Linked DNA regions of Homo sapiens: region 1 is linked to region 2. A link is an interaction called in ENCODE POLR2A ChIA-PET data of the cell type or tissue named here. Cell type or tissue: HepG2. All regions are shown on one strand. Links, peaks and the distances in the headings refer to the core of each region. The heading gives the core; the rest is flanking DNA.

Region 1 (15,639 bases), core at 4,699-12,698, 520 kb after region 2:
AAAAAACAGTTTTGTTGTGTGTTGTTCTAACTTAGTGACAACCACATGGAAGTTTCTAGTGATGGAGAAATGCATGTAGAAGACCAGACGGATCCTTTTAGACATAAGGAAGAGAAACAGCTGGGTGTGGTGGCTCACGCCTGTAATCCCAACTACTGGGGAGGCTGAGGCAGAAGAATCGCTTGAACCTGGGAGATGGAGGTTGCAGTGAGCTGAGATTGCGCCACTGCACTCCAGGCTGGGTGACAGAGTGAGACTTTGTTTAAAAAAACAAAAAACAGCATTCCCCCCTTCATTATTGTACAAAATAAAGTTTAAGAACATTATTTTCAGAGCGTTCTTGTCAAAATCAGTGCAAAGACAATCCATCAGTTGGTCAAAACCAACCAAACCCGATCCAATGTTTGGGGCTGGGAGGCTGATATCAGGCAGGTCTATGATTAATTTTACTTAGAAACACATAGTCTCTGCCCCTAAAAGGCAATAAACAATGATATGATATACCTGTTCAATGTTCAGCTGGCTGTGCCAAGGACCTTCCTCAGGTCATTGGACTGTTCTAATTTCTGCTTCCCTCATCTGCAAAATGAAGGGTTGGACTCAATGATCTGTAAGTAGCTTCTCAGCTTAAAAAAAATCATGCAACTTGGCTGGGCGCAGTGGCTCACGCCTGTAATCCCAGCACTTTGGGAGGCCGAGGCGGGTGGATCACCTGAGGTCAGGAGTTCGAGCCCAGCCTGGCCAACATGGTGAAAACCTGCCTATACTAAAAATACAAAAATTAGCTGGGCATAGTGGCGGGTGCCTGTAATCCCAGCTACTCAGGAGGCTGAGGCAGGGGAATCACTTGAACCCAGGAGGCGGAGGTTGCAGTGAGCCGAGATCACACCATTGCACTCCAGCCTGGGCGACAAGAGCGAAACTCCATCTCAAAAAAAAATCATGCAACTCGTACCACCTAACTTTGTTGACATAGACATGTTAAGCAGGTACCCGCAATGCTGGCCAGTACTTTTATTCTTTCTTGTCTGTGCCACCCTCCCAAATATTACACAAACATTGTCCACCAGTTTAGATGCAGAAGGAAAGAAGAAATGAGTAGTAAAACAGAAACATGTCTTAGGTAAATTATATCTTTAAACTCTAGTTTTAATTATTTTTTTCTTATCTTCTTCCTTCTGTTGAATAATGTTCTGCTTTCTTCTGTTACATAGTGATTGAGTCCATCATCTTTAAGGCATTTGTTTATTTATTTATTTTTATGTATTTATTTATTTTGAGATGGGCTTCTCACTCTGTCACCCAGGGGGAGTGCACTGGCGTGATCTCGGCTCACTGCAGCCTCCGTCTCCTGGGTTCAAGTGATTCTCTTGCCTCAGCCTCCCAAGTACTGAGACTACAGGTGCACACCACCATACCCGTCTAATTTTTTTATTTTTGGTAGAGACGGGGTTTCACCATGTTGGCCAGGCTGGTCTTGAACTACTGACCTCAGGTGATCTGCCCGCCTCAGCCTCCCAAAGTGCTGGAATTACAGGCATGAGCCACCACACTCCGCCATTTGTTTATTTATTAATTCATTTATTCAACACTTAGGAGTGTGCAGTATATTTTGGGAAAGGGCTGAGTGTTGAGAATGTGGAAATGTGCAAACACCCTGACCTCATGTGGTTTTCCCTCTACTAAAGTCTACATTTTATCTGAAATAGTTCATTCACAGTGTTTTCTAGGCTCCTCCTCCTGAAAGGATGACGTAGAAAACATTTTAAAAACATAAAAGCCAAAACAAAGCCGTATCTGATTGCTAAATCTCAAACCTAAATTTTTGAAAGGCAAATTTTACCCAAAGAATATTTCAGGCTGTGCTCAGTGGCTCACACTTGTAATGCCAACACTTTGGGAAGACTAGGCAGAAGGACTACTTGAGCCCAAGAGTTTGAGACCAGCCTAGGCAACATAGAGAGACCTCGTTTCTGCAATTTTTTTTCCGAGATGGAGTCTCACTCTGTCGTCCAGGCTGGAGTGCAGTGGTGTGATCTCAGCTCACTGCAACCTCCGCCTCCTGGACTCAAGCGACTCTCCTGCCTCAGCCTCCCCTGTAGCTAGACTTACAGGCACGCACCACCATGCCCAGCTAATTTTTGTACTCTTTTTAGTAGAGACAGGGTTTCACCATGTTGGCCAGGCTGGTTTCGAACTCCTGACCTCAAGTGATCAGGCTGCCTTGGCCTCCCAAAGTGCTGGGATTACAGGCATGAGCCACCGCACCCAGCCTTCGTCTCTACAAAATATTTTTTTAAATAAAAAATAAAATTTTTGCCCTCCCCCTCCCCCTCCCCCTCTCCCTCTCTCTCCCCACGGTCTCCCTCTCCCTCTCTTTCCACGGTCTCCCTCTCATGCCGAGCCGAAGCTGGACTATACTGCTGCCATCTCAGCTCACTGCAACCTCCCTGCCTGATTCTCCTGCCTCAGCCTGCCCAGTGCCTGCGATTGCAGGAGCGCGCCGCCACGCCTGACTGGTTTTCGTATTTTTTTGGTGGAGACGGGGTTCCGCTGTGTTGGCCGAGCTGGTCTCCAGCTCCTAACCGCGAGTGATCCGCCAGCCTCGGCCTCCCGAGGTGCCGGGATTGCAGACGGAGTCTGGTTCACTCAGTGCTCAATGGTGCCCAGGCTGGAGTGCAGTGGCGTGATCTTGGCTCGCTACAACCTCCACCTCCCAGCCGCCTGCCTTGGCCTCCCAAAGTGCCAAGAGTGCAGCCTCTGCCTGGCCGCCACCCCGTCTGGGAAGTGAGGAGTGTCTCTGCCTGGCCGCCCATCGTCTGGGACTTCAGGAGCCCCTCTGCCTGGCTGCCCAGTCTGGAAAGTGAGGAGCGTCTCTGCCCGGCCGCCATCCCATCTAGGAAGTGAGGAGCGCCTCTTCCCGGCCACCATCACATCTAGGAAGTGAGGAGCGTCTCTGCCCGGCTGCCCATCGTCTGGGATGTGAGGAAACCCTATGCCTGGCTGCCCAGTCTGGAAAGTGAGGAGCGCCTCTTCCCGGCCACCATCCCATCTAGGAAGTGAGGAGCGTCTCTGCCTGGCCGCCCATCGTCTGAGATGTGGGAAGCGCCTCTGCCCCGTCGCCCCGTCTGCGATGTGAGGAGCGCCTCTGCCCGGCCGCAACCCCGTTGGGGAGGTGAGGAGCGTCTCTGCCCGGCCACCCCGTCTGAGAAGTGAGGAGACCCTCCGCCCGGCAGCCGCCCCGTCTGAGAAGTGAGGAGCCCCTCTGCCCGGCAGCCGCCCCGTCTGAGAAGTGAGGAGCCCCTCCACCCGGCAGCCGCCCCGTCTGAGAAGTGAGGAGCCCCTCCACCTGGCAGCCGCCCCGTCTGAGAAGTGAGGAGCCCCTCCGCCCGGCAGCCGCCCCGTCCGGGAGGGAGGTGGGGGTCAGCCCCCACCAGGCCAGCCGCCCCGTCCGGGAGGGAGGTGGGGGGTCCAGCTCCCCGCCAGGCCAGCCGCCCCGTCCGGGAGGGAGGTGGAGGGGGCCAGCCCCCCGCCCGGCCAGCCGCCCCGTCTGGGAGGTGAGGGGTGCCTCTGCCCGGCCGCCCCTACTGGGAAGTGAGGAGCCCCTCTGCCCGGCCACCACCCCGTCTGGGAGGTGTACCCAACAGCTCATTGAGAACGGGCCATGATGACAATGGCGGTTTTGTGGAATAGAAAAGGGGGAAAGGTGGGGAAAAGATTGAGAAAGCGGATGGCTGCTGTGTCTGTGTAGAAAGAAGTAGACATGGGAGACTTTTCATTTTGTTCTGTACTAAGAAAAATTCTTCTGCCTTGGGATCCTGTTGATCTATGACCTTACCCCCAACCCGGTGCTCTCTGAAACATGTGCTGTGTCCACTCAGGGTTAAATGGATTAAGGGCGGTGCAAGATGTGCTTTGTTAAACAGATGCTTGAAGGCAGCATGCTTGCTAAGAGTCATCACCACTCCCTAATCTCAAGTACCCAGGGACACAAACACTGTGGAAGGCCGCAGGGTCCTCTGCCTAGGAAAACCAGAGACCTTTGTTCACTTGTTTATCTGCTGACCTTCCCTCCACTATTGTCCTATGACCCTGCCAAATCCCCCTCTGTGAGAAACACCCAAGAATGATCAATAAAAATAAATAATAAAAAAATAAAAAAATAAAATAAAATTTTTAAAAAGAACATTTCAAACTAATTTTTCCCCTAATCATACTGGAGGGTTTTTAATAACAAAATTAATGAAAGGGTTATTGTATTTTCAAAACTTCTTCTTGTCCCATTGATATGGCTTAAATATTTTAAAGGGATTACCTGGATGTGTCAGCTTCTACCTATATCTTGGATTTTAGCATTTGGATTTATCTTTGGGATCAAATTTGTATTCAGGAAAGAGCTCTAACATAAGGTTGCTTTGCCAAACAATTGTTCATGTCACATGATTTGAGAGGATTTTTAGTTAAGAGTTGAAGATGAATCTCCATAAAAATGATGCAGACATTTTTTCCCCAAAGAAGAGCTCATCAGACTCTGCGCTTGTTTTATATGGCGAGAACTTTAGTTAGTATTGGAAGGCCTCCCTTCGCTACACCTAGGTGTGAGACAGGCTTTCTATGCTGTTTCTCTTCCTTATGTCTTTTTTTTTTTTTTTTTTTTGACAGAGTCTTACTCTGTCAGCCAGGCTGGAGTACAGTGGCACAATCTCGGCTCACTGCAACCTCTGCCTCTTGGGTTCAAGCGATTCTTCTGCCTCAGCCTTCCAAGTAGCTGGGATTACAGGCATCCGCCACCATGCCCAGCTAATTTTTGTATTTTTAGTAGAGACGGGGTTTCACCATATTAGCCAGGCTGGTCTCGAACCACTGACCTCAAGTGATCCGCCTGCCTCGGCCTCCCAAAGTGCTGGGATTACAGGTGTGAGCCACCGTGCCCAGCCAGAATGCTTGTTAAAAATGCATAATTCTGGCTGGGTGTGGTGGCGGGCGTGTGTAATCCCAGCTACTCAGGATGCTGAGGCATAAAAATCGCTTAAACCCAGGAGGCAGAGGTTGCAGTGAGCCTAGATTGCGCCACTGCACTCTAGTCTGGGTGACAGAGCGAGACTTTGTCTCAAACAAACAGAAAATGCATATTTCTGGCCCCACCTCCTGAGATTCTAATTCTGTGGATCTGAAGCAAGGGTAAAGAATCTGAATTTTGACAAACACATCCAGGTGATTTGGATGCGAAACTGAACATTGAGAAACAGGGTCTCAAAGCGTCTCTCCTCCACTCAGACCCACCTCCCAGGAACAGGATGGAGAGCACCACTGACGGACAGGCGGAGCTGCTGAAATGAAGTCTGACACGTGTCAGTATCATGTGTGTATCATGCTTTGAAGAATCCTTCTGCATCGTCGCTATTAGAATAACATATACATGATTATAAATAATGGCATGCAGGTGACAAGTGCTGTATTCAAATCATTTATTTTTCTTAACCATTTCATGCTTTGTTAAAGTCAAGTTCACTTCTCAAGACCAAGCTAAATGCCATACTCTTAACATGACACTAGAGGCTGGGCGCGGTGGCTCACGCCTGCAATTCCAGCACTTTGGGAGGCTGAGGCAGGTGGATCACTTGAGGTCAGGAGTTGGAGAACAACATGTCAAAACCCCATTTCTACTAAAAATAAAAAATTAGCAGGGTGTAGTGGTGCGCGCCTGTAATCCCAGCTACTCAGAAGGCTGAGGCGGGTGAATTGCTTGAACCTGGGCAGCGGAGGTTGCAGTGAGCGGAGATTGGGCCACTGCACTCCAGCCTGGGTGACAGAGTGAGACTTATCTCAAACTAAATAAATAAATAAATAAAATAAGGGCTGGGGGTGGTGGCTCACGCCTGTAATCCCAGCACTTTGGGAGGCTGAGGCGGGCGGATCACGAGGTCAGGAGATCGAGACCATACTGGCTAACACAGTGAAACTCTCTCTCTACTAAAAATACAAAAAATTATCTGGGTGTGGTGGCATGTGCCTGTAGTCCCAGCTACTTGGGAGGCTGAGGCAGGGGAATCACTTGAACCCAGGAGGCGGAGGTTGCAGTTGGTCTAGTTTTGCCATAACTGTATCCCTAGCACCTGCACTTGCTTTGCGCATAATCGGTCTAGGATAAATATGTTTATAAATGAATTCAATACAAAGAAATATGAAATAGTGTGAACATTTGGATAATGCTTCTGTGGAGGTAAATGTCAAATTCTTGCCATTATAACATTGATCAATCCTTTATTGGAAAAGTGATCATTTGTATGTTTAAGAATGAGTCAACTACATTGTCTACACAGAAATGGAAGGCAAGAAGTCCAATGCTTTAGAGAAAATTTGGCCCTTCTGCCTAGGATCAGTCTATACTTCTGAATTCCCAATTTTCCATTACTCGAAACCACAAGTTTCTGCAAGGCTTAGTGTATTTTAATTAAACTCCAATGACAAGCACAGGCTTTCCAAACTTCTTACTGGTTTACACCATTATGCTTCAAAGCAGGGTTTAAAGAAAACAGGGAGGAGGGAATAATATTAACCAACTCATTAGAAGTTCACATTATACATATGCAAAACAGAACCACAGAAGAGTGAGGTTGAGAGTTATCCTGAGTTCATTCAATGGCACTTAGCAATGATCATGTCATTGCCCTTCAGGATTGGTGTTTTGTTCCTTTATTTCCCTGTTTTGTATTCACAAAGTAAAGCTCTGTCTATGTGACTCAGCCTATGAAAATGCTTAGCTTGGCAACCAACAGGGGTATTCCCCACACAGGCCTTAGCAAAAGTCTAGGAGAAACAAGAAGGCCAGCACTTGCACCACCTTCCCCATGTGCCCTCTGTGGTGATCCCAACAGCCCCTGCCAATGGCCACAGTGGGAGGCGGGGGCTGGAAGGGAAAGTTGTGCTGAGCTAAGCCTTGCTTAGAGAAGCCGCTAGAAAACAGATGGGATTTTCTGGGAGACTGACTTTTCTTCCCTTCCTTTCTCCTCTTTCTTTCTTTCCGTTCTTCCTCTCTCTTTCTTTCTTTCGTTTTGTGTGGTTTTTTTGTTTGTTTGTTTGTTTGTTTTGAGTCAGAGTCTTGCTGTGTTGCCCAAGCTGGAGTGCAATGGCTTCATCTCGGCTCACTGCAACCTCCACCTCCCAAGTTCAAGCAATTCTCCTGCCTCAGCCTTCCGAGTAACTGGAATTACAGGCGTGCGCCACCACGCCTGGCTAAGTTTTGTATTTTTAGTAGAGACGGGGTTTCACCATGTTGGCCAGGCTGGTCTCGAACTCCTGACCTCGTGATCCGCCCACCTCAGCCTCCCAAAGTGCTGGGATTACAGGCGTGAGCTACCGCGCCCGGCCTTCTTTCTTTCTTCCTCCCTCTCTCCTTCTACCCTGCCCTCCCTCCTTTCTTCCTTTTCTTTCCTTCTTTCTTCCTTTTTCTGTGGGCCTCTTGTAAGAATAACAGGATCGACAATCTCAAACAAATATTTAGCTAGCAAAGCTTTCTGTGGATAGCTTTGGTCTTCTCTCAAGTCTGTCACTGTCTCAAACTTGGCCCTTTGCAATCAATGTAAGAGATGCAGGTAAGTTATTTTAAAAAGCATAAAGAAACAAATAGAAACTTCAATAATGAACCCTCGCTAAGATAGCTGCACTTAACCGTTAATCTGAAAAGCATCACCCGACCCGATGGGAACCTGCAGAGAGTGTGACCTGCCACCCACAGTATCAGGTATTAGCCTCAGCCACCAAGATAATCTTGGTTCAGGACATTGAGCCATCATTATACTTGAAATATATGCTATGGAATGACTTTTGGACTCTGAACACAATTATAACATTCACCAAGTCTGACGAGTTTACCACAAGAAAAACATGTAGTTTAAATATTAAACAACTCAGGCCAGGCACGGTGGCTCATGCCTATAATCCCAGCACTTTGGGAGGCCAAGGCAGGCAGATCACCTGAGGTCAGGAGTTCAAGACCAGCCTGACAAACATGGTGAAACCCCGTCTCTACTAAAAATACAAAACTTGGCCAGGCATGGTGGCTAACACCTGTAATCCCAGCTACTCAGGAGGCTGAGGTAGGAGAATCACTTGAACCTGGGAGGCAGAGGTTGCAGTGAGCCGAGATGGTGCCATTGCACTCCAGCCTGGGCGAAAAGAACGAAACTCTGTCTCAAAAAAAAAAAAAAAGGAAAAAAAATTAAACAACTCAATTTCTTGGATAATCCCCTCCTGAAGTATACCTAGAAATTCACTTGCAATCTGCAACCATTCATTTCACAAACGAGAGTGTGTTTCTGTTAAGGGGTCTCAAAGGTTATTCACCCCAGTAACAATATGGTCCCGTGGAAGCACCTTGAAGAACTGGATGGCTGCACTCCAGCCACAGAGCCATAAAGATTAAAGTCCAGGAAGTGAGTTGATATCTCCATTTTAGTGTGCTGTTTTCAAATTCCCAGGTCAGCATTTGCTGGTGAGTTTCAAAGGAGAATTCAAGAAGATTTGGAAGAAGCTCCAGGCTTGCTGCCTCTTGACTGTTTCAGAGTCATTCTGCTCCTGAGTGTCCAACATCTCCAATCATCCTCAGTGTCCCCATGCTGCCATCTGTGAATAAGCGCATTGATCTGTGGTAGGTAAATGCCAAGCACTCAATCCAGGAAATTGTCATCTGAATGATTTACACACATGCCCTGAGCCCCATCGGGCACTAAAGAGATGGATGCTTTGCGAGTAAATCTTGCATGCATTAACATTAATTTAAAATAATCCGAGTTGGCAGTCAAAAGCATACTTTTCAATAAGCAGCCAACTTTTCTTCTATTAAATCTTTAGGAGAATATATTACCAACTTCTGGGAAATAGTATTTGCAAGAAGCTGAGCTTGAGTAGGTTTAAGAATTTAGCAGTGTTAAGCTGCCTGCCACAAACGTGTGAAGTCCACCTGTATACGTGTGATCAGCACATCAGACTGTGTCAGAGCTTCCGTGGCCCCCACAGCTGTCTCTGTCCAAACACAACCACCAAGAGGGCTCAGGCCGCTCTGATGATGGTGCTGTCCTGAGAGGGGGACTGAGGAGCACTGCAGGGACAGAGGACAGGTTCAAAGTCTATGCAGAAGAAACCTGGACTGTGTGCTCTTGGAGATCGGAATCCAGTGAAGCGATTAGATGGCATGAGTGAGAGTGTCAAGTAACAGCGGGTGGCCAGGTGCCAAAAGATTGGACAGAGCTGTGAGGAAGGAGACAGCAACGTGATGGCGTGAACAGGGAAGGTGGGACGGAGGTGACCTAGGCTCACCCTGAGCCAGGCAGAGGCCCAGGACCTGGAGAGGACAGGCGGGGCATTGAAGGGAGCAAAGGCTGGAACAGAAGTCATGATGGGATGTGGAGCTCCCTGAAGGTCAGCTGGGACTGCCTGTTCTCTACTGGAAAGCCCGGAGACCAGAGGTCTCAGAAGAAGGGAGGAGAAGAAGCCAGTGTTTTATAGGGATGAGCACAGAGGCTGGGCTCTGTAGGAAGGAGGAGCGCCAGCCTGGCAGTGGACAAAGCCTTCGGGATGCTGCTGACCTCTGGGTCCCTGGGCTCGCTGATGGGGGGGCCCTCTCAGCTCTGCTTAAGGTCACCCACTGGGATATGAGAAGAAGATATCAGAATTTTGATTTGGGCCAGGTGTGGTGGCTCATGCCTCTAATCCCAGCACTTTGGGAGGCCGAGGTGGGCAGATCACTTCAGGTCAGGAGTTCGAGACCAGCCTGGCCAACATGGTAAAACCCTATCTCTACTAAAAATACAAAAATTAGCCAGGTGTGGTGGCATGAGCCTGTAGCCCCAGCTACTCGGAGGCTGAGGCAGGAGAATCACCTGAGCCTCGGAGGCGGAGGTTGCAGTGAGCTGAGTTTGCACCACTGTACTCTAGCCTTGGTGACAGAGAGAGGCTCGGTCTCAAAAAAAAAAAAAAAAAAGAATTTTGATTTGTTTTTACTTTTAAAAATCTCAACTTTTTGAGTTTCTATTTTACATATTTATTAGGTGGATGTAAAAGTGATTGCCATTTTTGCCATTACTTTCAATGGTAAAAACTGCAATTACTCTTGGAGCAACCTAATAAATGAACACATTAGTTTAAGAGAAAGCGTATGTGAGGCTGGGTATGGTGGCTCACGCCTGTAATCCCAGCACTTTTGGGGGCCGAGGTGGGCAGATCACTTGAGGTCAGGAGTTCGAGACCAGCCTGGCCAACATGGTGAAACCCTGTCTCTACTAAAAATACAAACAAACAAACAAACAAATTAGCTGGGCGTGGTGGTGTGTGCTTGTAGTCCCAGCTACTCAGGAGGCTGAGGCCGGATAATTGCTTGAACCCAGGAGGCGGAGGTTGCAGTGAGCTGAGATCATGCCACCGCACTCCAGCCTAGGTGATAGAACTAGATTCCGTCTCAAAAAAAAAAAAATATATATATATATATAATATGTAAACAATCAAAAATTGGGAGAGTGGAATATCTCTCAAATAAACTTTAAAAACTGGGGGAGCACATGCAAACATATTTAGTTAATGTTCATGAACAGAATAGTCTGGGGGAAAATACTCTGCATGTAGGGGCCTGAACTAACAATGCTAGCCGGTGAAGGGGTGAGAGCTACGAGAGGAAAAAGAAACTCCGTGAGCCCGGGGGTGCAGGAAATGGAAGGAAGCGTGGTATGAACCCCATCTCTCGGGCATTTCATCTGGGAAATCAGGAGGGATATCCCTACCCCTGTCAGAGATGAGGATGGCGGGAGTTGATCCCACAAGACAGGTCGGAGACCCCAGGACCAATGACCCCTGTGGAGGGCCCTCCAAACCAGAAGGGAAAATGTCAGAGAGGTGAAAGAAAAAATGGGAAATTCAGCATCCCAGAGGTCGAGGGAAGAGAGACCTTCAAGGGGACAGGGTGGGCAGCAGGATGAAGGAGCTCAGAGGGAATGATCCCGAGAGACGCCTCTTGGAATTCCACGAGAAAGTCACTGAAGACTTTTCATAAACGGCTTCAGCAGAGGGAAGAGTGTGGAGGCTGGACCGCAGGGGGTTAAGAAGGGAACAAGTGGAGAGGAAATGAAGGTACAAGGTCGTGTTTAGTTTTCAACTATTAAAATGTCAGTGTCAAAGTCAGAACTGTAGGGGTGGAAGGGTGTAATGTGAAGCTTTTTCTTTCATCTGGGACCCCAGAGGAATTCCCCATTACTATTTTAACAGTGGTAAGTGGTAGCTGTGGCTAGGGCAGTGGGACACAGTGTGGGAAATGGTGAGGCCATAAAGTGCCCCGTCCTGTCCCAGAACCCTCCAGATGGCTCAGGTTTGGTCTGTGAGTTTATGTAGTAGAGAATATACAAGAGCTTGGGCCAGGTGCGGTGGCTCATGCCCGTAATCCCAGCATTTTGGGAGGCTGAGGCAGGTGGATCACGAGGTCAGGAGTTAAAGACCAGCCTGGCCAACATGATGAAACCCCGTCTCTACGAAAAATATAAAAAGTTAACCGGGTGTGGTGGCATGCACCTGTAATCCTACCCACTCAGGAGGCTGAGGCAGAAGAATTGCTTGAACCCGGGAGGCGGAGGGTGCAGTGAGCCGAGATCACGCCACTGCCCTCCAGCCTGGGCGACAGAGTGAGACTTAATCTAATAATAATAATAATAATATAAGAAGAGCTCTAATTTTATAAAGGCAGAAAGGAATACTTAATTCTCAAATCCATACATGATTAGAAGTCTGAAAACTTTTCCCAAATATCATATCCTATTTGATACTTTAATGTCAGAAGATCTGAATAGAAATAAGTGGTAGGAAGAAGTGTTAATTATTTGCCATCAGTATCAGACTCTCATCCACAAGCAGTTGGACATCTGGTCCCTCTCAGGTGAGATGTCTGCAGAAGTGACCAAGGTTTTTGACTCTTCTGATGGGTCTCTGGAAACCTGGGAGACACCACTCCAGTATTTTGGCTTTACCCAGGTACGAAATTGTTTATTATGCATTTGACAAGTGGGAAAATAGGTTCAAAGCCAGATGTGAGAACTAATTAATGCTTATAAAATTATTTGAGAGCTACAGATGAAAGGAGTGATTTAAGTGCAGAATATTATCGTCTGCTAACGATGGAGTGCACTGAACTAACCAGATTCTCCCAGAGAATAACCTATATCCTAGGAATAAAATCAGGAATTTGTTTGTTTGGTTGGGTGTTTTTTTTGTTGTTTCTTTCTTTTTTTTTTTTTTTCAGATAGGGTCTCGCTCTGTCACCTAGGCTGGAATGCAGTGGCACGATCACGGCTCACTGTAGTCTCTGCCTCTTGGGTTTATAAGATCCTCCCGCCTCAGCTTTCCAAGCAGCTGGGACTACAGGTACGTGCCACCATGCTTGGCTAATTTTTGTATTTTTTGTAGAGACAAGTTCCCACTATGATGCCCAGGCTGGTCTCAAACTCCTAAGCTCAAGTGACCTGCCCAACTCAGCCTCCTAAAGTGCTGGGATTACACGTGCGAGCCACTGTGCTCAGCCAAGTCAGTAATTTTGGAAGCTGCATTACACATTTTAGGTGAAAAGCAATAATTACTGATAATTATTCAGTAGCTGTTCTTTCCATTTCTAGAACTATCATAACAGTTCACATCCTTGGACACCCATGGGCCTCATAGACTCACAGACTCTCAGGGCTGGAAGGGTTCTGGTGCTTTGCTCCTTCAACTCCCTTCATGAGTCTTCCTCCGCGGCTGCCCAGGCACGTGTGATACCTCCAGCAGGGGTCTCATTACCACCCATTCCCCTTTTCCTCTGTCTAAATCAGCTTTAAAAGTCTCATTTACCCTCTTTTGCATCTCTGCAAGCAGAGGCACATTTTAGGCTACTGCGCCCTAAATCTCCTCTCATATCCATCCCTGGTCATTCACGCCTCTTTTGCTAGATTTTTTGCACATCCTTTAAAAATCTTATTCACTGGCAAGGCTCCAGATTTTCTGCAATAATAACTTAAACATTTTTTTTTTGCCACTGAGTGCTAGACTGACGAGGTCCTTTTTTGATCAGTGGAATCTGATGTTGTGATATCATTATTGACTCAGGCAAATCATGAACTGCTAGTACCAGTGAGTGCAGCTGGTAAGAATAAAGTAATGATGGGGCCGAGTGTTGTGGCTCAGGCCTGTAATCCCAGTACTTTGGGAGGCCGAGGCCGGTGGATCACCTGAGGTCAGGAGTTCAAGACGAGACTGGCCAACATGGCGAAACCCCATCTCTACTAAAAATACAAAAATTAGCCAGGCATGGTAGCAAGAGCCTATAGTCCCAGCTACTCGGGAAGCTGAGGCAGGAGAATCACTTGTACTCAGGAGGTGGGAGGTTGCAGTGAGCCAAGATGGGGCCCACGGCTGGCTGCTTGTCCAGGCCTTGGCTCTCTCCTGCCAGATGGTCCTACAGACTTGCCTGTGCCTTGGGTTATGAGGAGGGAGACATAGTGTGGTTGGCTCAGCATAATCACAACATGGACCCATGGAAAAACAGGAGCATCCACAAGAGGGATACCTGAGGCTGGAGCTCTGCCGGGGAGAAAAGGTGATGACAAAGAAAGATAGGAGAGCTGGGCATGGTGGCCCATGCCTATAATCCCAATACTTTGGGAGGCTGAGGCAGGAGGATAACTTCAGCCCAAGAGTTCAAGACCAGCCTGGGCAACATAGCAAGACTCCATCTCTAAAAAAAAATAAAAAATTATCCAGGCATGGTGGCTCATGTCTGTAGTCTCAGCCACTTGGGAAGCTGAGGCTGCAGTGAGCCAAGATCTCACGACTGCACTCCAGCTTGGGTGACAGAGCGAGACCCTGTCTCAACAACAACAAAAGAAGAAAGGAGCCATAAGAAATAGGGCTTCATGGAAATATGTCTTGTCAAAGGGAGAAGAGGGAGAGTAAAGTGCAAAGACGAAGGAGAGAGGCCAGGCACGGCAGCTCACACCTGTAATCCCAGCACTTTGGGAGGCCAATGCAGGCGGATCACCTGAGGTTGGGAGTTTGAAACCAGCCTGACCAACCTGGAGAAACCCCGCCTCCACTAAAAATACAGTATTAGCTGGGCATGGTGGTGCATGTCTGTAATCCCAGCTACCCGGGAGGCTCAGGCAGGAGAATCACTTGAACCTGGGAGGCAGAGGTTGCAGTGAGCCAAGATCACACCATTGCACTCCAGCCTGGGTGACAAGAGCGAAACTCCATTTAAAAACAAAACAAAACATTAAAAAAACGAAGGAGAGAATGCCGTTTGGGAATTACTCAAGGCAGCTCTTTCCCTTTTTTTTTTTTTTTTTTTTTTGAGACCAGTTCTTGCTCTGTCACCCATCCAGGCTGGAGTGCAGTGGTGTAACCATGGCTCACTGCTGCCTCAACCTCCCCAGGCTCAACTGATCCTCCCATCTCAACCTCCCAAGTAGCTAGGACTACAGGCATGCACTGCCACACCCGACTAATTTTTGTATTTTTTGTATAGATGGGTTTTGTCATGCTGCCCAGGCTGGTCTTTAATTCCTGGGCTCAAGTGATCTTCCCACCTCAACCTCCCAAAGTGCTGGGATAACAGGCATGAGCGACTGCTCCCAGCACCCTTCCCATCCTTGATCTCTCCATGCGGATGCTCAATGCGCTTTGAGGGAAGCCTCAATGTGCTCTGCAAACCCTTAAGTCTGTGAGTGCGTGTGTGGCTATGGAGTAGGGGTTGCAGGCGAGTTTGCACGCCTCGGCAGGAAGGGGCTGGCACTTACCTGCTTATTCTCCCTGGGCTCAGATGCTCAGGTGAGGGAGAAAACCCAGGCGGGCTGCTGTGGGGTTTGTACCTAATACTAAGGGGTCTACCCCAGGTGCACACTCACAAAATCTCATTCAGAGTTCAAAGAGGTAACAAAAGGAACGTGTGTGTGTACCGCATGCGCGCCCACAGTGTGAGTTTGGCACACATGAAGACATATGCCCATATGTTTACCCTCTCAAATTTTCCAGTGCAAATTAGGAGGCTGGTTCTAATAACATGGCAATAAAACATCAAGCGTCTGTGCTACAGTCTCTCACCAGGCATGGGAAAATGGTTTATCTTGGATCCCGGGGCAGCCACTAATGTAATGAGAAACTAATAGATGGAGGAACCATCCAGACACAGTTTCAAGGCCACAGAATTTTTCTTCTTATCCACAACAAAGTCTCAGGAATGCAAGACCACAGGCACAGGCTGGAAAACTGCACAGAAGTGGAGTTCTCCTGATGGGAGAGATTCACACGGCAGCCTCGGTTCACAGAGGTTTCATATGGAATTTCTCTGTGGAGGGTTGTACAGGAAGCAGCTGAGTGGAACTCTTAAAATGAGAGCACGTTACAGAAAGACTCCAAAACTATGACTCTCATCTCACCTGAAGACAACCGCTCCTTTTTCATGCATTTGACAAGACCATTTTCATATCAGTCAGGCATTTAACTTTCATGTTCATATAAAAATTCAGTACTTTTACCAATAACAAGAAGTTTTGGTTCTGGGGTTGTTTTTTGTTTTTGGTATAGTTGGGGGTTTTGCTGTGTTGTCCAGACTGGTCTCAAACTCTTGAC
Region 2 (15,639 bases), core at 3,254-11,253:
ACAGAGAGGAGGCCTCACAAGCATGGTGGAAGGCGAAGGAGGAGCAAAGTCACATCTTACATGGTGGCAGGCAAGAGAGCATGTGCAGGGGAACTGCGCTTTATAAAACCATCAGATCTTATGAGATTTATTCACTATCATGAGTACAGCATGGGAAAAACCTGCCCCCCTGATTCAATTACCTCCCACCAGTCCCTTCTACGACACCTGGGGATTATGGGAGCTATTTAATACAATTAAATAGGAGCTCTGGGTGGGGACACAGCCAAACCACATCACCAAGCAAGCTCTGGTCTGCTCAGAGTTCCAGTGACTCTATTTGCTTCCAGAATAAAAACCAAACTTACCTGGTGCTCCAGATTCTTCACCAGCCACCTTAATCCTACATTTTTAGGCTGACATCCCACACTCTCTTCACAAATCCTCTGACTTTGGCAAAGCTAACCATTGTGCCCACCTGCAGTGATGCAACCCTTTTCACACCAGCTCCTGGTGTCCTGCCAGCCTGAGAGTTCTTCCACACTTGCTTCCATGTGAGCGTGCCCTACCCGCCTTTAGCACGAATGCTTCCATGAAGATTTATTTGCTACTGCTCATGATTTCTCCTCCTAAACCCTTGGGGAATTGTGTTTTTTCCTTTCTTGTGATAGGTACATGGTCTAACTTGCACTGTTTTACCATCTTCCTCCCTGACTACATGCTCTCCTATAGCAGAGCCTAGTACCATGTCTTGCATCCAGTAGTGCTCAATAAGTGCTTATCAGATAGCATCAAACATTGGCCAGTAACCTGAGTTTATTCTCAGACTCAGATGCCAATGAAAAGAAATCAAGAAAGACTAAATGGCATATGTGCATGTTCATTTTAGCTCTTTTCAGAATATTGACCTTGATCACTTAATTCAAGGGAGTTTTGTGGTTATATCACTGAGTCCATTGTTATGTACATATGTGGCGATTAGAAGAAAAGGAAAAAAGTTCATACTTGCCTTCATCAAGTTTTAGTGCTGATAAACCATGCTAGAAACTATTCACATTTCCCTTGCTGCTGGCTCCCTCACCACTTTTTATTCCATTGGTGCTATTGTATCCCACTTAACATTTGTATGCTGTTCTCTTGAAGTCTTTGGAGTTCTTGCAGAGTATCACAATGCCTTATAATCAGTTAGAAAAATGGAACAATTCAATTTCCCACCAACATAACTCTGGGTAATCCTCCTTTGCTGCTAATTCTAAAAAGGACTGGAAAACACACACAAAAAAAATCACAGTGCTATTTCCTGAAATAATTCCATTCTCTCTGATGCCTCCTCCAAAGTGGCAGCAGAAGCAGAAGAAACAAGGTGATCTTCCAGGAGCTAATGGTAGTGCCACCATCCAGGACTGTAATAATTGAGCGTTAATGTCCTGAGCTGTTGCTTGTCATAAATCCTCTATATGTAAAACTCGAGCCTCTGCTACGCAAGATTAATGGTTAGTAGTGTATATAATATTTATTAAACCTCTTTTTATGTTGCTTGGCAATCTGTGCTACCATCAAACAAGTTGAAATAATTGACATTTAGCACATCAACCTGCTTTTGACTGAGAAGCATGACATTCATGTAGATAGTAAACATTTGGCAATTGCTGTAAATGTCTCCAAATTTAACGTCATGACCTTTTCTCAGGTAAATGTTTTTGGATAAAATGTAAATAATGATTCACTGTATGTCAAATACCACAGTATGTCAAATACTGTGCAATGTCAAGTTTACTGTCTTGTTACCCTCCAGAGGTTCATAGATTGGTTGACCTGTTGCATCTTTCAGTAAGTTTTATAGGAAAACTCACTATTATTTATTATAATTCATTGGGTTTCCCTACTTTGCCCTCACAATATTTCTGATTAAGAAGAAGTGTGGTTTGGTTTCACCATATAATTAAATGAAACTTGGCATTTTAAAAATCCATACTCCAGCATGAAAAAATTAATACTATTTCAGTGGCCTCAAAGCACAAGGATGCATAACATGCCATAGGATCTCTGGAAGCAGTCACTTTGAATGGGCAAGTGGAAGTAGCACTAACAGATTCAAGGGGCCCATCCTTTCACCTTCCAAGATCTCTGGGCTCTTCTCCAATCATATAACAAATGCTAATGTTATGAAAGCATAATGTAGCTACATCTGATTGTGCTACTCTACAAAAATTCATCTTCATTGATCAGTGTGAAAGGATTGCTCTAAATAATAGTCCAATAGTTCCTTCCAACTGACTACTACATTTAAGTGGTTTCCCTAAGAGGAACTAGACTTTTCCATGATGCTCACTTAGTACACACCAAGTATAAATGGAATTTTTTATGCATCTTCCATTCTTTTAGTTTAATAAAGTAACCCAGACAGAGTATTTTGCAACTGTCGACGTGATTCAGTTACAGTCTGTTAATATAGCAATAGAAATAGATATGTGTTGATGTGCTAACAATAAAATCAAATCTATTTAAATTTTTTTTTCAAAGATAAGATAGGCATTTAGGTCTAATTCCTAGAAAGATTTCTGGAAACTCATATAATCAGTTAAAAATAAAAAGGTATGAAGACCCATTGTGTACCTGATATTCACTTTGCATTTTGAGTATCTTTTTTTTTTAACATTCCTTTGACAGAATTTTCCTGAGTGCCTACTAAGAGAAAAAGGCAACTCTAGACATTGCTACTTCAGTTCTGAAGAAAACACCAAGGTGTCCTCCATCTTAAAGCCTACACCCTGGGAAAAACTTTATATTTGTCTTCTCTTTGTTTCCACAACACTAACTGGGAGTTAAAGCTATTGATACTTTAGAGACCATTTTTTCCAACACCCTCGTTTCGGACATGGAGAGTTTTAGTCTCAGAATTTATATATGACTTGTCCAAAGTTGCATACTTCCAGTGGCAGATTAAAGTAAGAACTAAGTTCTCCTGCTTCCTAGGGAACTTCACACTCTACCTACTTCATTCTCGAATCCACTTACAATTGGATTGCAGCTGATAGAAAAGTTTGAAAAAAATTATCCAAATTCTCATGTAATTGCCACTACCTGAAGACACAACAAACTCTGTCTGTGCATTTTAATATCTCTTAGGAGTAATGTTAGATTGTGGGTAAAAATAATAATGATGACAATAATCTTATCAAAAATTTGTATAATGCCTATTAGCTTCTAGATCTATTTCTGAGTCTTTTGCGTACATGAATACATTGAATCCTCACAACAACCTTATAAGGTACGTATTGCTATTACCCCCACTTTACAGATGAAAAATTTATTAGGCACAGAGAGGTAAAGAAACATGCTCTTAAAATGTTCATCAAGTTAATGAGTCAGTGCAGCCATTAAAAAGAATGAGCTTACCATGTGCACTGATGTTGTAAGATTTCTGCAGTACATTGTAAAGTGAAAAATACGTATTTATCTATGTGTATAAATATATGTACATACATATACACACATAGGTGTATGACACTATTGTTTATTGTAATCACCAGAGAACTTTGTCAAAATATACTATCCAGAGCTCTAAAAAATCAGAATGTCCCAGCATGGAGGTTACACCTGCGGATTCATAAATAGATCCTAACAAGTACTACTGGTTAAGATTGCCACCCTGGTGCAACTCAACTCAGCAGGCAAATGGGGTTCTAGTTAACTAAGTAGAATAAATCATATTAAATTATAAAGTCCAATACTCTTAAAATTCTCCAGATATATTTATTTTTAAAGCTACAGATATATCTCACATCATGTGCAAAAAATATACACATAACCAGAAGCAAAAGTTGGTACCCCTTGCTGACCCTGGACATCCATGAAATCTCTCATGTCACCAGTATGCCAGAAAAACAGGCATTTAATTGTTAATCCCTGATTTAGACCATTGAACTGCAATGCCCTTTAAGGCTAAGCTAAATTTTAAATTCAATTCACTTGGAGGAGTTCATTGGTGACCTTTGAGAAATCAATTGCACAGTATCCCAGAAAAAAGATGATCTAACTTCCCTGTAAATTGATGACCTGAAAAGACATGTGCTATTCCTACCAAATAGATTGGGAGAGTGTGTTCACGTTTAAAGTTTAATGACTGTCTGTTATGTACTAATGGGAAACTTTTAGTCCCCACAAAAAGAGACAGTGAAGGGATGAACGGTGAGAAGCAGCTCTGGATGGAGTACTTTTTGCAGAAACATTTAGCAATTTTTATGGGCATTTTGGGGGCCTTATCCACTCATTATTATGACTACTTAAATAAAAATTAAAATCTTTTTTTGTTAAAATCTTTAAAACCAGAAATTGTTTTTTGTTTTTGGAGTGAAAGTAGTTTACATGTAGACAAAACTTCAGAGGTAGTCATGGAAATACAATGTTCAGAATGGAGAGACAGAAAATAGTAGACATCACCATGAATTCTCCTAACTGTCCAAAGAATACACCTCCCATGAGTGACCTTAGTCTGACTGTGTGCTGTCTCTGTCAGGGCTCTAAGATCCCTAAACATCTAGATTCAGGATTCCCTGTGGCTGAACTTTGTTTCCTTTACCTTTCTTATCAATGCCAATGGACCCTCCCAAATGGCATACAACCTCCCTCTGTTGAGACTACTGATATCCCAACCATACCTACTCCTGGGGAAGTCCCAAATCGGCTCCACTATCTTAGCTACAGAGACAGCAGCAGTCCTTTCAGATAGCTCTATGATCGACTTCAACCACCAGTTCCTAATTTTGGTGACATTTGTTCAATTAATAAATCTATCTATGAGGCCTGGCATGGTGGCTCATGCCTGTAATCCCAGCACTTCGGGAGGCCAATAAGGGCGGATTACATGCCTGTAATCCCAGCACTTTGGGAGGCCAATGAGGGTGGATTGCTTGAGCTCAGCAGTTAGAGACCAGCCTGGCCAACATGCTGAAACCCTGCCTCTACAAAAAATACAAAAAATTAGCCCGGTGTAGCGGTGTGCACCTGTGGTCCTAGCTGCTCAGGTGGCTGAGTTGGGAGGATCACTTGAGCCTGGGAGGTAGAGGCTGCAGTGAGCCGAGATCACACCACTGCACTCCAGCCTGAGCAATGGGAGTGATACCCTTCTCAAAAAATAATTAATTAATAATAAACCTATCAGTGAGGTAAACAACTGAGTACAAAATTTAGACAAAACGATTAGACAATTCTTGTTTTGTCAGCTCAGTATAAGCTTGTAAGAAAACTGAGAATTGGTCCAGGATATAATGACAGACAGGTTAAGAAGTCCCAAGTTTCATCTCTTTTCAAGGAGTATTTATGGATTACCCTCTGACTTAGCAAACAACGACTCAAGCCCCACCTCCTATCTGCGTACCCAGCAGAGTTAAACACTGCTACTCCGGACAGCCTTATATAAATAAGTTATGGACAATATATTGCCAGCTTCCACCACCTAATAACATCATGTATTTTTTATGTATTGTTGGGATTCGTAAGTTGGAGGCATATCCACTGAGATGGATAATGGTCATCTCTTTTATTTTATGCACTTAGCCTTCTTATTGAGAACTGCATTAATCTTGTGTTTTATAATGCTGAATGCCAAAGAGGTGTCTGTCTATTCCTCTCTGTCTGTCACAAAAAAAAACAAAAAGTCCTGTTCTGGCTTCTAATATACTTGCTCCTCTGGCCTCTTCTCTGCTTAGACATTTTTATTAGTATAATTGTTTTTAGAAGCATAAGCCAAAAGCTAGAATCTAAGGAAACAACACTTCCTATGGAGGAGATTTATGATCCAATATAATGAAAATACTTGTACTTTGAAATTCAGTCCCCAAAGTCAAGAAGGATTTGATGTCAGAATGTTTTTAAATCATTTTCTAGAGGAGATCTAATACAAGTGCCTTGAGACACTAAGGTTCCTACAAATGGAGTTAAACTTCATATTAATTTGTATTGGTATCAAGCAGTATTAGGTGATTTAACCATCATTAGTTTCAAATTGTTATACAGATTAAATAGCTATTCTATTCTAAATGCAAACACAATAGCGCAATACAGAGCTATTGTTTAATTATTTTAAATAGACTGTAATTTTGAATATTTCTAGTGTGACGGTTTTCCCCAACTCCTCTGCCATAAGCCATGCTGCAAATGTGAGAACAAGAACAAGTCAGTGTAAACACACACCATTACACCACCAAAGAGAGGCTTGGACCTTAAATAGATAAGGGTTTTTTGCAACTGCAAATCTGTATTGACATCCTAATAATTTCCTTGCTTACAGAACATCAGAGATAGACGGGACCTTCAAAGAGAATTTACTCTAGCACCTTTATTGTACATTGGGCAACCTGAGTGGGTCAGTAGATTATCACATAGCTATTTAGAGGAAAAGATTAGGTAAGAATGCAGGGCTGCTCTCTTCTACTCTAATGTTCTCTCCACCAGACCGTATCCATGTCTATGACCTTAGAAAACCAAAGCAGTTTTGTATACATGAAATTATTTGCCAACCTTGAATGAAAATGGGAAGGACCCCATGATCAATACAGAGGAATCTAATGTTGATATTTTACAAAACGAAACTAGGTAAAACTCAATTTTTTGTGTCCATTACAAAGAATACTAGCTACTTTATATTTCCTATGTTCATTGTTTCATTTTTATTGGCGGTTCATAGGACTAGTTTTTACTGCATCTCTAACCTTGAAACTGCTGTTTTGAAAGCGATGTTTTCTAACCTTTGTCTCTTGTTTTCACCTACAGGGCAATTATTGTGAATACTTTGTTAAAATTTGAAAAGGAATATCTGTGTCATTTTGCTAACGCTATTCAGAGCTATTACATGTCTACCACCAATTACTCTATTAGATGTATACATTTTCACACTAGTCTAAGAAAGTGACTAAGATCACCAGAATAAGGATCTGAGAGGACAAACCTAATTGACATGTTTATATCGATCTTAACAATTGAAAAGTGTGAGTCTCGCAATAGCTGACATTTGTTGAGCACTTACTGTGTTCTAGGCCCTTGTCAAGTGTCATGTATATACACACACTTTCTCAACTTTATCCTCTGCACAAAACTAAAAGGTGGATTCAATTATTGCTCTAGTGTTGAAGAAAGAGAAGTTCAGAGAGAACTTGCTCAAGATGATATTACTAGCAAGTGATAGATTAGGTTCTGATCCCTGGCAATGTGACTCCAGAGCCCTTACCATTGACCTCTGTGATCTAAAGGGCTAAGGCATACTGTCTCAGCTAGATTCTGCTGCCCTTAATTGGCTCGCCAAGCCAGATCAAAATAGGAACCTAGCAAATCTGACTCAGAAAATAGCATAAAGTAACAGAAAACCAAGTTGGTTTCACTGATCGTGAGGCCAGGTCAGGGTCCAAGGACAACTCATTAAGAGCCTCACTGGGAGCAGATTTAGGACCATGCCATCTTCAATGATGCAGATAACAACTTCATGAGATTTGAAGGTCCTTGTTCCAGTAGCCTTCATCGATTGCTTTCAATTTCTTATGTAAATAAATTTATAGATACGGAAATGCCAACTCACTGCAGAAAGAAAAGCCTGATTAACGCTTAATGGATGTAACCCTTATTAGCAGTTTATGGTTCCAGTGAGAACTCTGCCTATAATTTAAAGCAGCGGCATAATTATTCCATTTTCCATAAATGGCTACTGTAATAATACCAAGTTTATAGTTTGTCACAGGGGTGGCAGCACAAATACATACGTAGCTGTTGACTTGTAATAAGTCAGATACATTGGTGATATTCTCTAGCATTAGGAATATGGGATACATTTATGAATATGTGGAGACATTTACTTAATGATATGAATTAACACATTAAAAAAGAAGTAAACACAGCAGATAATGAAATACAGCATACAAATAAACAAAAATGTTTTCACACGTGTTGTAACCTTTGCCTTGCTACCTCTATAATTTTCCATTTACACCATGTTTTCAGTTAATGTCAAGGTGAAAAATGTCACTACAATCACACTACGTTCTATCAATGTATAAGAAATCATTTCTGTTATAAAATGAAGGATGATAAACCTAAAAATCAATCAGCATATGCACATCTGGAAATACTCTGGAGTCCTGTTTCTGAAATATTAGTATTAAATACGAAAGAATTGCTTAATTATTTGATGCTGTTGCTTTAAGTAAACTTTTTATTATTTCACTTCAAAGTCTAGAATATTGATAATGAGATGATTCATAGACAGTGATGCCAGTAGCCTTTTACCTTTGTTATATCTTGAAAAGTCACTTGGTTTTATGGACTTTTACAGGCACTCGTTTCCAGTAATTGTGTACCATATTTCAGTGAAATCAGATGTATAATGTCACAGGAGAAAAAGATGCTCCAGCCTAATTTTGCCCTACATCTTCTAGATTGAAGGTCACAATGATGCGTTTTTTACATTAACTTAATACTCTAAGAGAATTACATCTTGAATACATCTAGGATGACAGAAAATGATGTAATGAATCTTCAGTTAGTGGTCCTTATGTTTGCCTCATAACACTGTGTTTTCTTCTATTATATTGCTCTGTAATTGTCTATTTACTGGTCTGTGCCCTACCCCAAATTATAAGCTTCTTGAGCTGGTGATTGTATCTTGCTCCTTTTAATCTTCATGTTCTTCTTTGGGTCCTCAGTGCTGGTACAGTGCTTTGCACATGGTAGACCTGTGCTATACATTTGTGAAATGGAGAAGAAAGGACAAAAGGGAGAGACAGAAGCAGGAATCAGAGGGAGAGAGGAAGGGAGGAATTCTGTTACATCCTCTTGACAAACCAAGGAACTCCATCCTTCAAGTTCTAACAAAGGCAAACATATGAAAGAAATATCAATTTCTAGATGAAGATATTCACACTGATGGTAATGATACCAAGAAAAGGCATCAGCATCAGCAGAATGTTCTGCTGCTATGAAACTTAGAGAAAATTCCTTTGGTTACAATATATTTGGAGTTCCATTCAATTAGGTTAATCAGGCATAAGATCATGCTCATCATTGTTTTTTTAATAATAATTTTAAAACACTCAAGTAGTGTTTATTAAGTGTCTAGTATGAGTCCAATATTATGCTAGCCCCTGAATGAAATGCAAAAGAAGTTGTGCAATCATCCGTTCATTCAGCACTTATTGAGTGTTCAGTCATTTGCCAGATGTGCTGAGCACTTTCCCTGCCCTTGAGATAATTACATTGTTCCTGGGAAGCCAAAGCATGCAAGTACAAAGCAGAACACTATGAGAACACTGAGATACACATCAGCATTTCATAAGAAAGGTGGTAGTAGCCAACATTTAGAAAGTGCTGTGTCAGGCAAGGTGCTAAGCATTTTATCCACTTTATTTAAAGTTCACTATACTTCATACTCATTGTCATTGATAGTCCATTGCACAGCTAAGAAAAGCTCAGCTCAAAGCAGTTAGTTACCTTGCCTGTGTTAGTCCACTCAGGACTATAACAAAATACCATAAATGGAGTAGCTTATGGACAACAGAAATGTATTTCTCACAGGTCTGGAGGCAGGGAAGTCCAAGGTCACATGCCAACAGATTCGGAATCTGGTGAGGGTCCACTTCCTTACAAACAGTCGTCTTCTTACTCCAACTTCACCTGGCAGAAGGAGGAAGGGGCCTCTCTAGGGTCTCCTTTGTAAGGGCATTAATCCCATGCATGAGGGTTCAGGCTCTACCTCTGTGATCTAATTACCTTCTAAAGTCTCCACCTCCTAATACCATCACTTTGTGGTGAATTTTAACATACAAATCTGGGGGAGACATAAACATTCCAAACATAGCATTGCCCAAGTCAACAGGTAACAACTTGAGCCAATAGTCTTTCCAGTTCTGAAGTTTATGTACTTAAACAGTATGAGCTACAACTTGGGATCACCTGCCTAAATTTTTGGATGTATATAATACATCCTAAGGAATAGAGAGAGAGTCTGTATTGACTAAAATTAGAAGAAAGGTTTCATGGAAGAGATAATACTTGAAATACAGGTCTTGAAGCATTGACACAATTTACATAATGTGAACAGATGGAAGAAAACAGTGATAATTTCAAGGTGGAGGCAGGGAACAGTAAGTCCCTAAATGTCAATGGAAACTTATGTAAAATGATGAGTTCTATCTAGAAGCAGATAATTGAGTGGGGCCAAAGCTTTCAGTTGTTAAACCTACCAAGATGAATGGACGTGCTCAGGATGGCAACCTCGAGCTCCTGAACCACCATATCAACCCCTGAGCCTTGGCAACCTCGAGCTCCTGAACCACCATATCAACCCCCGAGCCTTGGCAACCTCGAGCTCCTGAACCACCACCATATCAATCCCCTAGCCTCACTGTCGCCCCATCCTTTATGATGCCAAGTTCTGTTCCTTTAACCTTTGAATTCGTTTTTCCTTTCCCTCCTCTACCACCCAAACCTTTAGTTCAAGGCTTCACAATTTCTTCCTGGCATTAGTGCTCCAGTATTAACCTGCTTTGTGACTCCATGCAAGTTACTAAATCTCTCTAATCCTCAGTCTTCCTCCTAGCGAATGGGGCATGATAATAAAACCTTTCTCGCAGGCTAGTGTGTGCATTAAGTGAGACAATGCATGTAAAGTCCATACCTCAGTGCCTGGAAAATAGTATGAAATGATAGGAGAAGAAAAACTTTTTTTCCTCTACCCTCTTAGGTTCAGTTACTGGTGGCTGGCAAATTAAACTGATGAAAGACATATTAACAAGAGGGGAAAAAAATATTTAGTTCCATACATATTTATGTTCTTAGAGCCTTTCCTGTGTCTGCTATTCCTTCAGTTGCAGCAAAATAAGTGCTCGAAATGATCCTTATGCCAAAATGACATATTTTGGGGGTAGAATATTTTAGTCCCCTTCAAACTCAATAAATATTAGCTTTGCCATATTTTTATCTTGTCTCTTTATGATCTGTCTCACCTATTATCCATCTCTTAAACTCTGGTTCGAGTTATCTTTCCAAAAATACATCTATAATCATTTCAGTCTGCTGCTTTAAAATTTATCAATGATTTTTAATTGCCTCTAAGATCAAACCCAAACTGTTTGGTCTGATATTAGCTTTGTGACCATTTGTCTATTGGTAGATTCACTTAATCCAAAACAAATAAGTAAGCCCCTTTAGGAACTATCCCAGATACACAACAACAATAATGACAACAATAAACTTGGTAATTCAAAAGCTAGTGCTCAAGGTGAAGTTCTGGACTAGAAATTGAGATTTGGACTCATCATCATGTGAACTCAATTTCCAGTTCGGAAATCACTATTATATTGTCATTTCTACTAGAATATTCAGGAATATCAGCATGCGAGTGATCCATGGGCATGGCTGAGATTACTGATGGAGAACACGTAGCATAAGACAAAAAAAGAGTCTAGAATAAAACCTTTGGAACCCCAACATTTAAGGGACAGACAAAGGCAGGAGAGTCCATGAAGGAAACTGATAAGGAACAATTTAGAGAAACTGAATGGGAACCAGATGAAGCTGCCATTAAAGTCAAGGGAGGAGGAAGCAAAAAAGAGAGTGATCAACCCCACAGGTCAATAGATTCTGTAACTAGAAAGCCATCTATGAAGTGTGCCATGGCAGGGGTGGAAACAACTGCAGTCACTTGAAAGAGAATGGTAAGTGAGGAAATGAAAGCAGGGATTATAGGTTATTTTTCTAGGTGCTTCTCAGTGAATTGAAAGACATACATATCCCACCCCCACCCCTGCATCTCCAAAAGTCACAGCCAAAAATTTAGTTTTCTTTAAAGGAATGTCTTTATTTGCTAGTAGCTTTCGACACTGGCTGCTCATTAAAATCACTTCAAGATGCTTTAAGAAAGAGACATCCTAGCCAAATGCCAGAAATTCTGATCTGATGAATTTTTAAGTCTACCCGGCATCTTTACATTTTTCAAAAACTTCAAAAGTGATTCAAATTTGCAGCCGGGTTTGAGGATTCTTGCCATAGGCTGCAGGGAAGGACTCCACCACCAAGCCTCCTGGCCATCTCACCAAGGAAACATGGGGGTTTCTGTTGTATGTATAGAGGAGGAAAAAGATCTTTCCTTCAACCCTTCTAAGTTCTCACCTGGGGCCCCTATAACAAAGAGAGATTCACAAGAGAAAAACAAAGAGATGCTTATTAACATGTATATCTCATATATGTGTGGGAGAAACTCTGGGAATGAGCAAAGATGTGGCTTGGAACGGTGGCTTATGCAGCATCTTCAACAAAGAACAGTAAGTTTGTAGGGAAATGATAAGACAAAGGAAAGTGGTTTTAGGCTTCCAATGGCAGCACATGTGGGCTGGTAAATGTATGAGAAACTAATGGTAGATAAGGACTAGTTAGTAGAGTTTATTACATAGATTCCTCTGGTGTCAACTTCAGGCAGATAAGTTGTCACTGGTGATTAACTCTTGTCCTTCCTGGTAGAGAAGAGAGAAAAGACAACTTTGAAAATTTATGTCCTGCTTTTAGGCAAATAAGGGGAGAGAAAGAAGCTCTTATATCTGCTTTTTCTGGATTTCCTTCAGCTCAAAATAATCCTTATGTCCAAGTGGCATGTTTTGGAGTGATTATTCTGGTTTCCTTCACATGAGAGGAGTTTTCAGTCACAATAATTAATGTGTTTTATGTACCTCTGCTGCACTACGCCCAGGGATTGTTGTATACCATTTCAGTGTATCCTCATAGTCAACCTGTAAGATATGTATTGTAATTATCCCCTCTATCCCAGCTATGGAAACTGAGGTCTGGGAAGATTCATACTTTAGCTGAATTTAGCCAGCTAAACTTAGAGCCAGGATTCACAAGAAGCCAAGCTGTGGACTCCAGCTGACTGTGTGCCTAACTATGCTGTCTCCCACCTTTAAATTATCAATCCCACCACAAAAGCATTATGGCTGGCAATACAGAATAACCAAATAATCAAGCCCTGTGGTTATTCAAACAAAAGAAAATGCCACACATAAAGATTTAAGACTAACTAACAACACAAAACTAACTACATTGTCATTTTTACTAGAATATTCAGGAGTATCCTGTTGTAAATTTCCAAAATTATTCTTGGCTAACATCATTTACTTGGCTAACTATATACTCCTGAAATTTAATTAGCAATCCAGCATAATCCAGATAAACCACTAGTCAGAAAATTAATTTTGCTTAAACTAACCCTGAACCTGAATGGCACTTCTATCCTACCTTCTTAAGTGACCCCAAACTGAATGGACACAATGACATAAACCTAAATAATGATTTACTAGAGCAATTACCAACAGTTTAACATCTTCTCATAAATTAGCTGCATAATAAAGCACCCTAAATTCAAACATAAATGAAAGTTTGTAAATTATTGAAGACAGGTGAGCAGAAGAGTATCACCAGCCGCCCTGAATTGTAATTTATTGTAACCAAAATTCATGTCCTTGGGCATGCACTTGGGAGCATGCATACATACAAATAGTGCCTGTCCTCAAGGAGTAGACATAAATATGTTAGCATATATGTGCATGTATTAGTTCATTTTCACATTGCTATAAAGATATACTCAAGACTGGGCAATTTATAGAGAAAAAAAGGTTTATTTGACTCACAGTTCCACATGGCTGGGGAGGCATCAGGAAACTTGCAATCATGGTAGAAGGTGAAGAGGAAGCAAGGACCTTAAGTGCAAGCAGGGGAAATTCCAGACTCTTATAAAACCGTCAGATCTCATGAGAACTCACTCACTACCACCAGAACAGCATGAGGGAAACCCACCCCCATGATCCAATCGCCTCCCTCCCTCCACAAGTGCAGATTACAATTCGAGATGCAGTTTGGGTGGGGACTCAGAGCCAATTCGTATCAGTGCATGTGTGCAACAAATGCTCACATGCTCCTTAACATTGAAGAGCTTAGATCAATCACCACACCTGTGGTTGCACCAATAGCCACGGCATTATAGGAAGGAATAAACAATGGATACTTTTTTAATTTGTAAGTGACAGGATGAAGAATATTGTGGATTTCCCCCACCAGACTGTAACAATATTAAGGTAAATCAAATTTTGCACCTCATTTGTTTAACAATATTGTTTTTCAGTTGCTATAGGGTTTTTTTTTTAGCCTTTCAGAATACAAGGCTGCACAAATTTCCTAGCACTTATTTTTGAAAAGAGAAAAAAATTGTTAGCTCTTGAACACTTAATTATAATTGGCTACGCTTCTTTTCTTTTATTAAGTGATAATTTATGAAAGACTACTTCAAGATCGTCTAAAACACTGCCTTTGGAAAGACTGAAGCAAGGGAATATGTAATCACAATGTAATGTAATCAGAATATTTAATTAACATGTCATCATCAAAGAAGAAAATAGCCTCCTAGCATTTGCGCCCAAAAGTCAACAACAGGGCCCTATTTAAAAGGCTATATATGCTTTTAAAATATATTTAATGGAGACGACATGTCCGTTTATAAAGTGTTTGCTCAATCATTCTTACATTTCAAATAAAAAATAAAACCTGGCCTAGAACTTCGTACTAAAGGGCTACTGCCTCTGGTCTTCAAATCAATTCACACACCCCTCTACCTCCCCAGCTCCCAACAGCTTCACATTACTCTCCAGCTCAATACTTCTCCATTCACATCCTCCTCCATCTACTCCATACATTTCTTCTTTCAGCTGAGTCTTGGACTCTTATTTAGGGCTGTCCCCCAAAATCAAGGCTTTGTTATTTCTAATTTCTGATTAATTTTTCCTTTTTCAGGATCCATAAGAACATATAGAAATACAATCACAGAAAGCCACTGGGGAAATGGGGAGAACATTATTCTACACACAAAATCAACAGCAAAACCCAGGTTAAGAGATTAATTTGAAAATTAGCCTGGCATGATACTGCATGCCCGTAATCCAAGCTACTCAGAAGCCTGAGACACGAGAATCACTTGAACCTCAGAGGCAGAGGTTGCAGTGAGCTGAGATCACACCACTGCACTTCAACCTGGGTAACAGAGTGAGCCCCTGTCTCAAGAAGAAGAAAAAGGAGATGAATTTGATTAAGAATCATGAAGATAATATTAAGAATTCTAATAGAAAACATAGCTCAGAATTAAGTGCCTTTTATACATACTCCTATTCATGGACATGAAGTGCTTTAAAATTTATTACTGTTTTTAAAAGCTGCAATATACTTTTTGTGTATATCTCCTTGGATACATGTTTGAGTTTCATTAAAGCAGGTACCTAGCAGAAGTGCTAGGTTGTAGGGTTCACAAATATCCCAATCAATTGCATGCTACTAAATGGCTCTCCAAAGTGGTTACAGCAACACTCCCACCAGCAGATAATAAGAGGTTTTTTTTTTCCTTTCTGCCTGACAACTCAGTATAATCTGGCATTTTAATTTTCACCAAATTAGTAAGAAAAGGTGGTACTCTGTTCTTCAGCTTTATTTCTCTGATTATTAATAAAGTTAAATTTCCTTTTACATGTGTTGACCAATTTGATTTTCTCTTCTCAAAGTTGTCCAGTTTTATTTGCCTAGTTTTCTAGAAGTTTCTTTGTATCTTTCTTATAGATTTCTAGAATTTCTTTGTATCTT

What was found. Peaks named below come from ENCODE experiments on the same cell type or tissue, not always from the same donor. Only the 100,000 strongest peaks of a DNase experiment are listed, where the experiment ranks them.
Region 1: POLR2A ChIA-PET joins it to region 2 with 5 read pairs; 1 of 35 experiments calls an interaction of 5 or more read pairs at or near these places.

What each region holds. Positions count from the first base shown.
Region 1 is chr6:154,954,115-154,969,753 of GRCh38, reverse strand. No RefSeq gene overlaps it. Among named protein-coding and RNA genes, the nearest start is that of TIAM2, 33 kb to the left of the region's middle. RefSeq lists an enhancer at 2,880-3,526. In HepG2, for the core only: no CTCF peak of the experiment used is centred there; DNase peaks (open chromatin) are centred at 6,743, 7,833, 8,583 and 9,223.
Region 2 is chr6:155,477,654-155,493,292 of GRCh38, reverse strand. No RefSeq gene overlaps it. Among named protein-coding and RNA genes, the nearest start is that of NOX3, 30 kb to the right of the region's middle. In HepG2, for the core only: no CTCF peak of the experiment used is centred there; DNase peaks (open chromatin) are centred at 5,332, 6,302 and 9,262.